Regions from separate parts of the Homo sapiens genome. Here region 2 is linked to region 1. A link is a loop called in an ENCODE intact Hi-C map of the cell type or tissue named here. Cell type or tissue: heart right ventricle. All regions are shown on one strand. Each heading gives the region's core, and the rest is flanking DNA. Links, peaks and the distances in the headings are about the cores only.

Evidence for each region. Peaks named below come from ENCODE experiments on the same cell type or tissue, not always from the same donor. Only the 100,000 strongest peaks of a DNase experiment are listed, where the experiment ranks them.
Region 2: it touches region 1 in a loop (2.4-fold over the local background); 8 of 110 quality-filtered maps call a loop at or near these places.

What each region holds. Positions count from the first base shown.
Region 1 is chr13:71,459,980-71,469,095 of GRCh38, forward strand. The region is part of intron 10 of DACH1 (dachshund family transcription factor 1); the gene reads right to left. Among named protein-coding and RNA genes, the nearest start is that of DACH1, 400 kb to the right of the region's middle. In heart right ventricle, for the core only: no CTCF peak of the experiment used is centred there; no DNase peak of the experiment used is centred there; H3K27ac peaks cover 1,012 bases.
Region 2 is chr13:71,235,611-71,244,726 of GRCh38, forward strand. No RefSeq gene overlaps it. Among named protein-coding and RNA genes, the nearest start is that of LINC00348, 230 kb to the left of the region's middle. In heart right ventricle, for the core only: a CTCF peak has its summit at 5,490 (motif pointing right); no DNase peak of the experiment used is centred there; H3K27ac peaks cover 734 bases.

The sequences.
Region 1 (9,116 bases), core at 744-8,743:
AGGAACCACTAGGCTATGAGAATTCACAGCCCTTCTATGTGCATTGTTGGGTTTAAATAAATGTCTATGCTCTAATTTTCTCACAAAGAAAAGAGTCATACATAAAAACACTGTTCAAACCAAGGCAACCAAGAACTGCATTTGAGATCCAAGTAGGCAATTACCTACCAAACTAAATATTTACACATTAGTTTAGAAAATCAGTTATTATATGGCTTACCAGAAACAGAAAACAAAAATCTAGTTATACTGAAAAAACTTAAGTATATAAACATTCTAGAAAATTCGCCACATCTTTTCCTGTGTTGATTTATAACCACTCAAGCATTAATTTCATAACATTTTCACTGTGTAGATAAATGTTATCAGTGTTTTTGGAATTAGTCAGTTGAGACTCTTGTGGTGAGTGTGAAATTACGAGATGAGGAAATGTAGAAACTAAGCTAAATACTATTCCCAGCTCTTGATCAAAATGAGATTTGTTCTATTGTTTAACATGACAGCTCATATTCTTCAGTGTATTTACATGTTTTCTGGGTGGATGATTGGGTGGTGTTGATGCCCCATCCTGTGCCCTTGATTTGGGCTTGACACGGTTGTCTTGTTGGGAGCCAGTGAAGAGGTTTCTGTCTAGTTTGAAACCAAACCAGTCAAAGCATTAGGGCTACTTGCCTTCATTTGTTATATTAGTGGGTGTAAAAAGGAGCAATAAGTCACTGGTTGAATTTGGCCTGTATTTTAAAATCTCATTACAAGACTACAATAAAATATCTATGAATAATGAAACAACATGGAGAAAAAGCTTATTCCAGTCCCATTTGACTCCACTGCTGGTAACCCTTGGAAAGTAAGTGCAAATATGTTACAAACCTCAATGGGGTCTCCTCCAGCAAAGATATGAAGAATTACAAGAAATGTATTCCAAAGGATAAACAGTAAACCTGTGACTTTATTCCATTAACATATTTTTCTCTTATCTATTACATTTACTTCACTATTTTCTGTAATTGAGACTTTGACACATTAACCAGGCTAGGTCCTGAACTCTTAGGGAAATACAAGCCTATTAGCTACTATATTATATAATAAATCAACCCTTTAAATTAAGGCATCTTCTGCAATTTCTTTAAATGTTCTTCCTTCAAATCATTTAAGAAGAATAATTAGAATTTACATAATAAAAATATTGGGCATTTTTATCCTTTGCAATATTTATACCACTTAAGTGCCTAACACAATGGTGTTAATCTGAATGGCATAAATGTAAAAGAAGATGTAGGAAGATGGCCCTCAAAATATTATCTCAAAAGTAAGTCTGAATTCAAAGCAGTTAGGAGAAGTCATCGCATTCATTCAAAAGAGCTTTGGGAGCTTTTTCCTTTATTTATGACTGAACTGCTATTTTCAAATTTGTTTATGCTGTATTATAATTGTTTTTTATTCAGAGGTTTTAAAAAATCTCTCTTACTATTATCAGAGAACATAAATAAGCCCGCATCATACTCAGGCTTCTACATTGCTTTTAAGAATCTGCAACTTTGCATATAAATATGTATTTGGAGTTCCTTTAGAGAATAAATATGGTACTACTGGGCTTATGGTCCCATTGGGGTTGGCTGGCACTCATTACTATCTATTGGGTTTAGAAGAGGAAAGTGCTTTCCATTCTTGCTATCTTACATTTCTCATTAGTGAAATTTCTCTCCAAATCACTATCCTTTAACTATGAATAAGGCCCAGGTTGTGAAATTGTATATAACTTCTCTGGAGAAATTTGGTAAGGACAGTCAAAAGACAATGATACTTTGGAACAAGAGAGGCCTAAAACTATATTAACCAGTATAAACCACTAAGAAAATAAAGACATCAAAATTATTAATATAATATTGTTTTACCATAGAAATCAAATAATTAGTTCTTAATTCTGTTAAGATGACTTCATAAGCCTTATGAACTAAATGTAAATGTTAAACCAGGGTATGAAATCAAAGTTAAACATAGCACACCTGAATATGTATGGAAATAATTTATGGTCTAAAATCTCCCCATCCAGCACTCTTTCTCCCAGGGAGAAATAAATAAAGAATGAAAGTCAGATCCAATAATTTGTAGCCATCATTCATCGTTTTATAGGTGTAATTAGTAAGCTTAAGTGGAACTATGTTTGGAGATTTACTATCTCTGGAGTGTGATTATATATGAATTAGAAGAGTCTGCAGTTACTCCACACTATATGAAAATACAAATCATATTAGGAGAAATTTGCCAAATATAATAGAAAAATCAAGACACTCTAATGCTTCCATCTTAAATTTGAGCCAACAATAACTAGTTTATTTTTTATTCTGAAAGAGATAAATAATTATATATAATATGTAGCTGCAAATAAAACTCCTTGTGCTATATTGTTTTAATTGATGTAATTATTGAAATTCACACCATGTCATGAATTTTTTAAATGCTCTGGAAAATCTGGTGAATATTTATTTCATTTTCCAGCTCAATCATGCCTCAAAGAACAGCTATGTATCACATACAGAAAAAAAAAATCATTGACTGAGGAGAATGCAAGATATGTTTAATTTTTACCAAAAATAAACACAATTTCAACTACTATTACATTAAATTTGTGCATAATTGTAAAAATAGCAAAATCTTTTCAACACTCGGCCTCTACCAGTTACTGTTCTAACTTCTTTACGTGTATTAATTCATTTAATCTTCATAACAATTTCACAAATAAAATGTTATTATCATCTTTGTTTTACAGATTAGGAACCCAAAACATCAAACAGTGTAATTTACACACTTGGTATTATACTTAGTATTATACAGTTAACAGCAGCATGGGAATTTGAACCCAGGAATTCCAGGTCTAGAATCTATCTATCTACACACACACACACACACACACACACACACACACACACACACACATAAACCATGAATACATATGCGTGTGTGTGCATGTGTTTGTGTGTCTATACTCAGTGAACAAAGTAGATGTCTTTGCCATTTTGACAGAATAAAAATATCAGTGTTAGAACAGGACTTAGCAGTTAAAGTGAGTTACCAAGGTCACAACATTAATGAATGATAGTATTGACACTAGACTATTACTCTCAGTTCAGCACTACTCTCTTAGCACTAAACTGTATTAATGTTAATTTTACTCATTTTAAAACCAGTTATTTAAATACATTATCGATATTAGTAAAATAAAATCTGTATTGGCATTTATTGTGTAACTGATTTATTAATTATCCCTGTAAACTAGTGAATTTATTTTAGAGAAAACTAAACTTTGTTTTATTTTAGAGAAAACGTCTTGAGAAAAATGCAAGCTAATGAAAATGCCTTTTTACTAAAGATGAATCCTACAGGAAACTTAAAGTCAATTTAATTGATTTTATCACATTACTAAACTTTACATAGAAAGACTATATATTTGCATTTTGAATCTTAATCCTCATAAATTTATGCCACCCTCATTATCTACTTTAACATTTAGTCACTCACAGCCACTTCATAAATTCTCATGACATAAAAAGATTGCTGTCACGTAGGAAGCAAGGCGTATGGAGACAAAGGAACTCAAAGATTCTGGATTTACAGTTTGAGTCCAAGTGACTTACATCTATGTACCTCAGTTTCGTCAAATATAAAATGGGTTTACTGTGAAGATCAATAAAAATAATGCCTGTAAAAAAGTTGTGTAAACCTTAAATTGCTTTGGAAGTATTAGATGATGTTCTTTTTTGGTAATATCCTGAAACACTGCTGTGTCAAAAACAATCCCATTAAGAGATCACCAATATCCTTTCCCTTATGTCTTTTTAACTTCCAGGCTCTCTCCTTCCATTCCTCCTCAGTTCCCTTGAACGTATACTATTTGGCACTTGATGAGATTTTGGATTTCATCCCTTCCAAGGCACGGCTCTTGGTTTTCATTATGATCTCTTAGTTTGTGAGAGGAGAAACTCCTGCTGCAATTCTTTAGCAGATAGATTTAGAATAAAGTTAGAACTGTGTAGTTTCTGCCAGGAAACACTGTCAGTCAATCTAACAGTTGTTAATAATAACAAATAGATTTTTACAGACTAATTTCTTTTAACCAGCTAAAATATTTTCAACCAATGAACCATTTCCCAAACAATTAAACATTCTGATTTTTCTCATATGGATGAGAAAAATACCCATACCCTCTAATTGCCCAGTATTTCAGCCATAAAAATAACATTGTCATTAAAAAAAATGAGCTGGTCTTTATAAATCTTATTTTTAAAACTAAATCGCTGTATGTATTTGCCATATGATTTGCCATCTTTGAGAAAGTGAAATTGAACTTTCTTTATTTTAAAGTGTTGCTGTTGTTAAAATGATACTGAATGCAAAATAATATGTTTGTTTTTCAGCTGTTGTAAGACTAAAGAGATTTTTTGAATACTTCAATTATAAAAACATTTAAAACATACAAACTTGTGCAATTTTTATTTTAATGAAGATGAGAAGTTCATTAAAGAAGATAAATATTTCATTAGCTCTTAAATAAAACAAAGAGATTTTTTGGCTTCTCTCAGCACAAAATTCCTTTGAAAGATTAATTAATACATGCAAATTATGCAAATTAGACCCATGCAAATATTTTATGAAGACAATTAAGGGAACCATTAATTACTGCTTTTTTTGCTTCAGTGAGATTCATTCATTTAATTTTAATTTCACTTTAACTGTTTTGATGTATAATCTTGCAGCTAAGAACTTTATCTTTCTTGGCGGGTCACTTAAACTTAGAAATTTCATCAAGTGAGCACACAGAAATCTGTAAAGATATTCTCAAGACTATGTTTAGTATCAAGAGAAATTTCTGACACAATGCACTCCCAGAAACAGGGAAACTGGAAGGGAATGTGAGCTCATTCTTGGACAAGGTTCAACTACTGGAAAAGCAATTAATTTGCTTTGGCTGTGCTAATATAGGGGAATTAGAAAGTGTGACACAAGACAAATAGAAATAATTAGTTCTCCAAAATGATGTTCTCATTAATATGGTTTGAACAGTAGAAATAAAACAACATTATTGTGGCATGTCTGCATTCTGTCCCTAACCATGGGAGGTAGGATAATGCACTATAAGCATTTTTATATTTATAGTTTAAATGATTATGTTTTTTTCTAAAGAAGAATTTATATCAAAGAGTTTATATGCTTAGAATGTCTAAATATATACATGCTATCAAATTAATAACACACTTTCCATAACCATGCATTTGTATACCAATTTTTTATTTTGCTCATACAAATCTGTATTGTAATGAACAGATTTAAAATGGGGGTTCTTTTTCTGTTACTTAAATATTTTCAGATCACTTTTATGACTCTTGAAGTATAACATTTCTCAGAAAAAAAATTAATTGTATTTATGCTCTATCTTAAAGAAGCCACTGTGTTTCTTAAAGTTTCTCTAAGATGGCTAGGATATCCTTACCATGGGGGATGAATACAAAAAGAGGAAGCAGGCTTTGTGAATATGAACTATTAGAGTTAGTTGTTATCTATATTACTAAATGATAACCTTCTTCAGCTTTTGTAGTCATTATATACATTTTTTGTTGTGATGATGTTTGATGAACAAGTTAATTGGATAACTTGCTCCAACTGAACCATCATTTTTTTCACTTGATAATAAAGGTTAAAAAAACTCAAAGCAAAACCTTATAAATATATTTTTCATAAATCTGAAGATAATACTATACTGTATAAAAATGCTTAAAAATTAACGTATTGACTATAATGAAAAAGCAACTTCCTAGTTATTTGGAATTCATAGTAGTAAAAAGTATCATCGGTACAAATACATATATGAAATTTAAATGCAGCTGATTTTTCTACCTCTTGTCTGATACTCCCCTCAGCCCCGCAGCTAATTGTTGTTACTATAGTACCATAAAAAGATGTAAGTGGGCATATACTATCATTGATATTTGTTGAGCTTCTTAATATTCTTTAAAAACAGATGTTAAAATTAAATTTTCTTTCTTACAAAGGTAATCTTATTTCATTCTTCCTTAAATTTCTAAATTCCCCAAGTTTATTTTGCATGTTTATACTGACCGCAGAGATGTGTCACAACTTTTAAATTAGGATCACTTGTGAATTTCACCGGTGCACTGTTTAACCACTCTTCCATGCTACTAATTATGATGTTAAATCAAAATGGATCTAGCATTGATCTTTAGGGTCCCCTGCTAATATCTTTCCCAGTTTCCATATATCACTATTTTTGACTATTGGTCTTCCAGATACTATTTAAGCCCAACCACAAACATGTTTATGAGCAAGCCAACTTAATTTATTTTTTTCAACTTTATTTATGCTAACAAGACATTTATATTTTCTGTTAATAACTCTCTGTTTCAATATTTAATGGCAATTTAGTTGCACGATGTCTACTTCCCCTCTCTAAACTTCCACTTTCAATCCATCATTCTTGATATTCCCAGATTAAAGTAATTTATCTCCCGAACTCTCATAGTGCCAACCCCCTATTACATTATTTTTACTAGAAAAACATGATGCCAGGCAGGGTGCGGCGGCTCACGCCTGTAATCATATCACTTTGGGAGGCCGAGGCAAGTGGATCGCTTGAGCTCAGGAGTTCGAGATCAGCCTGAGCAACATGGCAAAACCCTGTGTCTACAAAAAATATGAAAATTAGCTGGGCATTCTCACACACAACGTCTGTGGTCCCAAATACTCAGGATGCTGAGGTGGGAGGATTGCTGGAGACTGGAAAGTTGAGGATGCAGTGAGCTGTGATTGCACCACTGCACTCCAGCCTGGGTGACAGAGCAGCACCCTGTCTCAAAAAAAAAAAAAAAAAAAGACAACAGATATATTACAAACTAAGCTCAATCATTATGCCTAAATTTTCTCTGTCTAATTGAAATAACATCACAAAACTTCATGAAATGTCCCAACACAGACATATAATAACAATGGTTTCTTTTTCGTAAGGACCAGTTTAGAAAACTAGCTCTACGAAAATAATGTATTTAAATATTTTTACATAGTAAATAATTATAATGAGTTACATTCTATTACTATTTTGAGCAGCTTCATACTTAAACAATGCCTACTATGTCTATATCACGTATAGTTTAATTTATGTAAGAAGTAATTTCCCACAAAAACCCACAAGAGGCCTTCAGCATTTGGAGTTCAAGCATATCCAGTTACATTAAAAAACAGTATTACTTTTTAAAATATATTTTTAAAAGAATAAAATATATTCTCACTCATAGGTGAGAATTGAACAATGAGAACACATGGACACAGGAAGGGGAACATCACACTCTGGGGACTGTTGTGGGGTGGGGGGAGGGGGGAGGGATAGCATTAGCAGATATACCTAATGCTAAATGACGAGTTAATGGGTGCAGCACACCAGCATGGCCATGTATACATATGTAACTAACCTGCACATTGTGCACATGTACCCTAAAATTTAAAGTATAATAATAATAAAATAAAATAAATAAAAAAGAATAAAATATTTATGCTGAAATAAAAAAAATTCTAAAATTTTATAAAATGTTAACATTTATGGGTATCGCTAAAACTTTCTGTTTAATATTAATAACTGATTGTCTAGTTAAATGAGTAGTTAACAATGACCTATAATAACTATAGAACAATAGTCCGTTTATTGCTTACTGCCTACAATCAATATCACCTTTTGTTCAATTTAATCAGTGACATCTTAAATTGATTAGCTTTATAGAAATGCTGCCAAACACCAGAAACCAGTGCCAAGGGACTAGAGGGAAATTTATTGTTTTGTTTTGTTCATAGTAACATAATTCTAATATTTATATTTTAAGATCGAGAAAAATGGTTTAAGGTAATACCCATGGTGATTACTTATTTCTAAATGACTAATCAATAGTCAATATGCAGTGCAGGCAGCCCCGAAAACAGTTTTAGTCCTGATTTGTTTGTTTGTTGTGTTTCTAAGAAACCTCTCCTTCTCCCCCACATCCCCCTTTTCAATCTAAATAAAGACACTTTTAAATATGGAAAACGTGGTTAGGTAACATTAAAAAGTTCTTGGACATTTCCACAAACACTTTACTATGGGAATAATTCAACATTGTATTATAAACACAAGTCGATTTCCCAAAAAGGGAAAAGTAAATTACATATTAAAAGTAATAACAGCTTCAGTGTTTACCAATTGCCAAGACCTGTAGTAAATATATTGTAATAATAAAATTTAATACTAACATCTAAAACTTAACTGTATACAAACTATTGCCCAGCATGTGCTAAGTGCTTTACATGGATTATTTTATTTAATCTTCACAATGACCTTTTGAGGTTAAGCTATTGCTAAAGGGGTGGGGGAAACAATGGGGCAGAGATTTCAGTCTAGATGTGATTTCTAGCATTTCTTAACTATTAGCTTCCATAGAAGTGCCTAAGGAACCCCCATTCCCACACCGATCTTAAAAGTCATATTAGAAATTGAAATGTGCATTAACAATTATATGACAATCAAACTTGAACAATACTTTCATAAAGATCTTAAAAGTGGTAAGTATAAGTAGGATACAATTTAGTGCTGTTAAAGTATGAAAGTCTTGGGATACCATTTAGCAACTTCTATTCAAATGCATACGTCAAAAGAAACAAAGGGGCTCACCAAATGTCATATATTAAATCAAAATTGGATCTGTCGCTGACATTGTAAATTTATCATAAATTCATTACATGTTAAGTTGTAGATTTTTTTCTCTAAATATGATTACTGTCTTAATTTTTTCACTGTCACTTTATTTTCTTTGCTTAGAGTGGGGTTTCCCCCAGTGTGTCTAGAAGTGTCTATAAACATAATATAGGCACAATGGCTGATGAAAAAGTAAAAAGCAGGAAAGGAAACATTTTTTCAATTGTATATCATTCGTTGGCAGTACACTGTTTTGGACTTTTTGGTCATTAAGAGGCAACAAGCTAACTATCTAAAATGAGTGATGTGGTTGGGAGTGGTTATCTTATAAAAGGGACATGTAAGCCTGGGTAAAAAGTTTTGGTGGAAGCAACAAGGACTTTGAAGT
Region 2 (9,116 bases), core at 631-8,630, 220 kb before region 1:
CAAGTATGTATATACCCTATGATCCAACAACTTCACATCTAGGTCTCTAAGAAAAAAGTAATGCAACACACATTAGAAACAAAAGACTTGACCAAGAATGTTAACAGTAACTTTATTCCTAATGCTCCAGAACTAAGAAGAGCCCTGTTGACACTCAAGAGGAGAGTGGATAATCAAATATTTGTATATGCATACAATGGAATATTGTCAATAAAAATCACCAAACTTCTAATACACACAATATCTGGATGAATCTCCAAATGACTGATTATTCCAGTTAAAAGAAAGAAAAATATCTTTGCCTAAAATAATATATACTGTAGAATTTCTCCTATATAAATTTCTAGAAAAGGAACAGCTAATCTACGGTGAAGAAAATTCATATTAGTGGATGCTTCTGTTGAGGTGGAACTAAACATCAACTGGGAAACGGCATGAGGAAACTTTCTGGAATGATGACAAAGATTTCTAGATTTCTAGATTTCAAAATCTAGATATTGAGTTACACAGGTTTATGCATTTGTCAAAACTTTGATCTCAGGAACTCATGTTGCTAGTAAGGATGAAAATTGTCACAACTACTTTAAAATCTGTGCTTTATTCCAATATTGAAGAACTACGCATGCTGAGATGTCCTAATTAATTCCACTCTCAAATATGTAACCAGGATAAATACATCTTACAGGTTCTAGGATACATCTATAAGAATAGTTAAAGAAACAATTTCCAGTTAAAGAAACTGGAAAAAACTTAAATGGCTATCAACAGAGGAATAAATAACTAAATTGAGATACATATACAACAATGTAAAATGATCAGCTAGAGCTATATCCAATAATATTGATGAATCTTACAAACATAATTTCAAAAGGGAAAACAGGAAACAAGAAGTAATTAAATTGTGACTCATATTTTTTTACAGATTCTGAAAATAAGCAAAAATTAAAACATATTATTTATAGATACATTTTAAAATGCAAAAAGCATTTTCTAAAAAAAGCCAAAAAAAATGTAGAAGCCAGCATGTGGGTAGGAGGAGATAGATTAAGACAAAAATAGAGATATGGGCAAGGCTACCAATCAGTAGGTAATGTCTTAATTTTTTACCTTCCTTCATATTTACTTAAATTGTTGTTTATGTATGTGTGTAAAATTTTAATCTATAAATCTTATTTTAAAGTGGAAAACCTTAGTAACATCTCTTATTATACCCTTTTGTTACTTCTACAAATTTGTATTAACTTACTGCTTTATGGAAATTGAATGGGTGCAGGTCAGCATGTTTATTTTAAAGCACAGTAAATTAAAAGCAATAAATAGCTGGCATACACACACACACGCAGTCATTAGAACACACACACATATAAAATCAAATGATTAAAACAATGTCATAGAAACTATTAAAAATAATACTTAAATATATTAAAAAATCAAATAGTCTACTGTTCAGTGGTTTAATCTATGAGCCTTTTGCGAATGAGATGAAAGGTGGTTATAGTTGCTGTTTCTGCAAATTTGTTTTCTCAAGTTATACAGTAATCACCTTGTTCAAAGTTGGCTGATAATTTTTAACATGTCTTTTTTATGTTTCTGTATGGAAGCGCCTTTAATTCAGCTGGGTTACAAAACATATGTGTCAGATAAAGTTTTTTAAAATGATAAATGGAAGAAATCCAATATACATTTGAGTGCTTGGTATTTCTGACTCCAACACCAATGCCAACATTTCAAAGCGGGTGGGCTTGGGAGTCCTCCACTGTTGTTTTCTTCTCACAAAGAGAGGATCTGCAAATATAGTACTTTCATATCTACTAGTTTGGCAACTGGATTCTATTCTTGAACTGATGGCTGTTTGACATTCTATGATGAATGGTATGTGGTCAGCTATTTCAGATTTTTCCGTTACTAGAATTACATTTCTAATGTAAGGATGGGTTATTATTAGCTAAAGCTTTTATTTCCTGGGATTAGGTAAAATGAAAAGGGTTATTTCTGTTGATACACCCCATTTCACATTGCAATGCAACTATTCAACTGTAAAACGTACTTAGATTTCTATTTGAATGGTCAAGGAATGGCTGATTATGTGTTATTGCCCTTTAAAGGGCCAGTGTCACTAATAGTCAAAACAAAGTTATTCATTCAATAATTTCATGGTCTTAAGGGCTATTTAAATTTTCTTTCTGAAAATTTTTGTTCGAAAGTATGGAAAGACTTTAAGACATTTAGAAAATATTAAAACAGAAACACTATATTACCTTTAAATAATGTCAAATGAAGTTTTAGACTCATATCTAAAAATAATGCTTGCTTACAACAATGGCTAGATATATTTTTATTAATCAATTAGCTATCATCTATACTTAGTAATATTTATAACATTTGCTATTATTGGGCTTCACTACCTCATATTATATAGCATGTCGCTTTTCACTGTTTGAGAAAGGATACAGCTCATTTAGGGAACACCTGGAAATTTTTTCACGGGAATAAAAATGTAGCACTGTAGGGCCGGGCGCGGTGGCTCACGCCTGTAATCCCAGCACTTTTGGAGGCCGAGGCAGGCGGATCACGAGGTCAGGAGATCGAGACCATCCTGGCTAACACGGTGAAACCCCGTCTCTACTAAAAATACAAAAAATTAGCCGGGCGCTTTGGCGGGTGCCTGTAGTCCCAGCTACTCCAGAGGCTGAGGCAGGAGAATGGCGTGAACCTGGGAGGCGGAGCTTGCAGTGAGCCGAGGTCGCGCCACTGCACTCTGGCCTGGGCGACAGAGCGAGACTCCATCTCAAAAAAAAAAAAAAAAAGAAAAAAGAAAAAAAAGAAAATGTAGCATGTAGTTTATCAGGCAGGTTTTGTTTTGTTTTGTTTTGTTTTTAATGACAAGAAGAGTTACTCCTCTGTGGGTGAACAGAGTTTTGGTTCTATTGCTGCCATATTTAACACAGATAATTGAACCTGCATAATACCAATATTATTAAAGATTATCATATGCCTACTGTTGTAAATAGTACTTATAAGAAATGAAATGTGCATTTCTGAAAAAATAAGAAATGCTACAATTTCTTGTATTACAATAATATACATATATAGAAATCACTACTAAATCTAGCACTTCTAGAGGAATTAGTTGTATTATTGAATTAAATGATAGCCTTGAAAAACACTTAGACAACAGGTTAAAATATTAAATGTTAAGAGTATTGTCATAGTCGTCTAAGTAGTTACTTTGAAGGTATGCCACGTTCTTATACTTGCAATTCAAGTACTATTTTTTAAAAGTTGGGAAAAGCATATTAATATAGTTAGTAATCTAATATCAAGAAATTATTGAACAATTCTAAATTTTCTAACAATGACAATAAAGAAAATTATTCAATAATAGCTAATATGTATGTATAACAAATATAAAGTAAAGCTCACTTGCTGCATTACTTCTCATATTCAAAATCATTAAAAATTAAATCAGGAAATACACATTGATAATGAAGTTTAATATGATGATAAAATGCTAATTTTTTAACCTCATACAAAGTAAAGTATAGGAGAAAGTGAGAAACCCAAGACTTCATACACATATGTAACATCAGTGATTCTTTTTTAACGCCAACCTGCCCTCTGAAAAGGAGAGTTTGGCATAAACACAGGATGGAGAAGTCTTCTCACAGGAGCAGTAACAATTATTTTTCTAATGTGCCTATCTAGTGCATTATGTTTTTCCTGCTCATGTGTACACCGGAACACATTCTACTTTCATGCAGCTATTTTGCAGATGTGCCCTTTTAGCCCACGTAGAGGAAAAAAATCCCTTTTTAAGGAGTGCTCACACCTCAGTCACCTGAGTCTTTCTAAGTGATGAGGAAACTGCTTTGTTTCCTTTCTCAATTTCTCCATATGAGAATTACCACCTCAGAAATCTGTGGAAGGTTTAGATCTTGGCTAATCCACGGCAGGCCAGTGAGTGCTGGTTTCCTCTTCCGAAAATATTTCTATTTTTTCCCCTCCCTCCTCAACCTTTCCTCTCTCTCTCTATCTTCTTTTTTAGTAAACATTTGTTGGCCCCAAATTTTAAATAATGAGCATTTTCACAATATGAATACTATGTTTCCTGTTTTTTTTTTTAATGATATGCTAATTGGAGACCTCCATGTTACTTTGAATGAGAGGTTACATCTTTAATCCTGATCTTGTTCTTCTAATCTCTTCTTTAATTGAAATTGATCAAAAAAAAAAAAAAACCTACATAGAGGCAGAGGTGGATTGGGAGATGGAATTTCCCCTTTCTTTACATAGTGTTTACTTATTCATAGATTTGGTCAAATGGTCCACCAGTCAATAAGCATATATATACTCTGCTGGTTGAACCCTATTTGATAGCCCTAAGGGCTGATGGAGCTCCCACTTTCCTAAAATAATACTAAGAACAACCATCTCACTTCCCTTAACAATGACATAGAAACAAAGCTGGGTAATTCCTTTCTACGTGCTTTTTCAGAACAAAGGTTAAGGTTTTCAGGAATGAAAAACAATTAGATGGGTGTTGAAGGTTGCGGATGGAGTGATTCTGCTTTTATGTCTGTCTTTTTTTTTCTTACTTTTTAAATGAGAAGTTGTGAATATCCATAAATGGACATAGATTATGTGCTTAATGGGCCTTTTTCTTGCTGACTATACTCCCAGAGACAGTAGACCATTATCTATCACTTTGCCTCGAGTACTATATGAGAGGTTGTTCCCCCTATAATTATTGTCCATAACTTTATGGAATCAAAATAAAACAATCTAATAAATTAATTATTATAAATTAAAACAAAATGCATTGTTTCAAACTATGTTCAATGTTGTTTTAGCTATTTTTATTACATATTATTCTTTTGAGGCTCACACTCTCCTCCTTACAGCTACTTTAGAAATGGAAGAGCAATTTAAATGCAAAATGCCTTTTTTTCAAAGAGGGTGTAAGTCTACAAATGCATCATTGTGCATGTGGATGAACATTTCATAAGAATGGATAATGAGTAATGAGGTGGATCTTTTTCTCCAATAAAATTACTTATGAAATTCTGTGGCAGGCACATTCTTCTATGATTAAATAATTCCCAACAGTTCTCCACCATTTTCTTTTTAAATTTACACTTGGGTTTTACTTGCTAATGTTTTTACTCCAGATTTCATGAAGGTCAATATTCCTCTTATCTCTCCTACAATAATGTAAAATGTTTCTCTTGTCACTTTATATTAGTTACTTCAATAAATAACTAATTTGGAGGGTCATGATGTCCAAATATACTTTCTCTATTTTGAGAGATATATAAACATTGAATTTTAATATCCCTACCACAAAACAAATTTTTCATTTGAGATAACAATATTTTTAAATGCATATACACTATACCTAACACTTTGATATTTATTTATTTATAATTATACTCAAAAAGTTCATGGGGACATTCTTCACTTTTGAGACATAGGCTGAGCATGGGTATAGCAGTGTCCACTAGGGAGAGCTGCCTTACAGCACACCACAGCTATCAGCATTACCACATTTGATAATTCTCCATCACCAGTAACAGTAATGGAGAAAACAACAGTAGCTTTTCCAAAGCAGATGAATTTGATAATAATATCTTCCCAAATCCAATGTAATCGTGTGATTTTATATGTGATTCACAGGTAAATAGAAGTGCATAAATCATCAATTTTACACTTTGCTACCATTTTAATTTGAAATGAACCATGTTGCAAACCATTCTTACTCTCTAATTCATCACTTCTCCTTGGGTGAGTAAAAGTAGTTTTATGATAATATCTCTGATTATAAGAAAAAAAAACAAGTCACTACATGCACTATATTAAACATTGTAAAAAGTTGAGTTAGTTAAGAAAAAAAATATATACAAAGAAGAGATAACTTACCAGGACAAAGCACTGCTTTCAAACGTTAAAAAATCACTCATGGGAAAACAACTACAAAACTGAATAGTTTTAATTATGATGCAAGGTCAATAAACTTCATCACAATTTTTTAAAAGGAGAATATGTATTTAAAAGTTTATAACATTATGTCATCCATATAATTAAGCACTTTTAATCACTGACGTTAAGGAAGAGAGAAAATTTCTACTGGATTTTGTTTTTGTTTTAGGGTCATTTAAAGCACAGCTAATTTCACTTTAAAGGAGGAAGAAATAAGAAATCATTCAGATTGGCTAGCAAAAAAACAAAAAACAAAAAACAAAAAACCTCTACCTAATATGCTTATTTATACCTAGCTGTTAAAACTATAAGTGCTTAAAAAGATACCTTCACTGATTGTATAATATTAAATCTTCTAAACTATAAGTGTTTTAAAAATCACACCTACTCGTGACTTGAAACTACTTTTGCTGAATATATGTATATTATCAACCTCAATTACACATGCCTGTTGATTTGTGTACGTCATTCACTAGTTCTTCTTTCCTTTTTCTTTACTTTTGCTGTATTTTGTTTGCACATCATTTAGCTTTGGTTCTAGACTAACAATTACTCTAGTTTGTAATTGAGTTTAAAGGAATATGTTATTAAATCAGGGAATTCCATAAATATTGGTTAAAAGTTATAAATAGGTTGTCTTTGGTATTTGTCAACATAGAGTTCTTTCAATTAAAATATTTCCTGGCTACCACAGCGTGGAAGCTGCGGAAATTGGCTCCACATCCAGCTGGCTGATTCAGTAAGAAATCAGCTGGCCTCAATTTAGATTTCTTTTCTTTTAAAGCAGTGCCAAATTGAGGATTAGTACATTGTGGAGAGGGAGGCGGGCAGCTCCACCCCTGATCGGCCATTCTTCATTCCCTAGAATGGGCTTGCCCTCCCAGCCCCAGCTGTGCACTGAATTAATCTACACAGGGAGCTTCTCTATCTACACCATTTTCAACATGCTCTTCAAGGTCCTACACCACTTCTGACAAAAGCAAAATGTGGCTCTGGTGACTCTGGACTTGGGCACTTCACTAACGCCTTAAATATAAACATTCACACACACATTAAACACACACACACGTATACAGGGGGTGGGTAGCGGTGTGGAGAGAGGAGAAGAGAGACAGTGCTTAAATTGAAAATTGTGGAGACAGTCAACAGTAAATACTGAATCTTAGAAAAAAATGAATAAGAGAATAACAGACAATAACAGCATTTATTCAGAAAACAGATCCATCTCAGGGAATTGGTGTGATTTTACTTCTCCAGAAATTGTCCTTCTAAACTAAGAGTGTGAGAATAATTTAGTTATCAACTAGAAAAGGGTAAGTGAGAAGGGACACTTACCCTTTTCATGACCTAACGCAAATATTTATTATTACCCTACCAGGGACCTCTTCTTCCGTTCAAATCATCCAGGCTTACGTCTAGCACACCAACATTTTCATGTTCTGCCTTGTACCTTCTCGAAGCTCGTGGGCCAATTATGAACTAATCCTGCTTTTATACCAACAAAGAAGGTCATATATATACAGTTTTATTGTAGGTTATTGTTCCTATAAACTGTGACCTTTTGTAAAGAATGCTCAGCCCTTATTTTAGAAGTATTACTGATGATATTATCTAAGAAAATTGTTCAGGGTTATGACCTCACTCAAACTGTGATCCAGCCAACCATATTTGTTTGAATTTAGTCTTGTTTTTTATAATCATCTATCTGACCATGAAAGGAATTTGCTTGTCTGCATTTTCATAAATATCTGCAAAAGATATTATATTTATCATGAATTGAAATATTTTTAACACTAAAGAGAATACAAAAAGTATTTTAGCAGACAGTAATGTTTTATTTACTTCAGCTAATTTTCCTGATAGCTTGGAGTTTACATTATATAATTTGGATAAGTAGAAAGAAAATACACATCTAAAGGAACTCTTCATCAGCTGTGCTATGAGGCTCTACAGAGATCATATTAGCAGAATTGACATCCTGACAAAAAACTTACCACAGCAAAGATATTAACACTGAGAAATGTGACCAATGTATTTCAGGCCCTGGTCATCTGTGCTTTTGCCTATAAATAGATTTCATACATTTCCTTAATTCATTTTTTCTAACAACCACTGGTTCTTTAGCATGATCTGGGTCCAAGGTCAAAAGCTACTGCTCGCTACCAGTGCAGCTAAGTCACTGAGAGTTATTTTACCTTTCGGGCTTTCCTTGTGATTTTTCACAAGTTTGTAATACTAGTCCATGAAGCTATCAAATCTTCATCTATAAAAATGTATTCTGAAGCAGTTGAAAAAAACCCGAGACTGCTCTTTAAAATATCAGGTTCTGTGTATTGACTTAAAATAAAAATTACACGGAAAAACAAAAAGTGTGATGTTGGTGATATTGTTTAGGTCATATTGTAGGTTTCTGCTTATCATTTCTGGCTGAAATAGAAAACCTATATGAAAGAATTGACTTGTAAATGTAAATGTTAACCCAGTTTATACAAAAAGCATATTTGTGTGCCCTCTCTTCAGAGGTGAATTTTAAAATCCGTATTACTTTTGTGTTTTCAGAGAAAAACTAAAACAATAGCAAGAAAAAGAAAACAGGAAAATAAATGTATCTATGGATCAAAAAGCAATTTAGATTGCAATTGCTTCTGTAGAAATGAAATAGTTTTCGCTGCCAGATTAACAGTAGGAAAAAGTCATTTGGATCCTTGACCACTATTGTGGTATAAGAATGCTATGGGATCCCGTAGGAAAACAAAGGGAAGTGCTTTTCATTTTTGGCCACGGTGCCTGAAAATATACAAGGAATAAGATGGAAAACAGGGTGACATCAATGGTCATAAAAATGTGACCTTCATCTTGATAGAATAAGACAAATAAAAGTTTTCCCTAACACCTGGCATTTAAACATGAAAGGAAGTTGTAAGGACAACATAGCCTCTTACAATGGACCTAAGTGTTTTCAAATATTCATGATATTCATACTTTTGAAACACTAAAAGCATAGTATGCTACCTTAGGAAAAAATAAAAACCCTCAGAAGCTATTCTGAACATGTATTGTTTTTACCACATTGAATTGTGGTAAAAGCATTGAGTATGTTTTGGAGAAGTACCCTTCTTGCATAGGTTTCAGTCAAATCC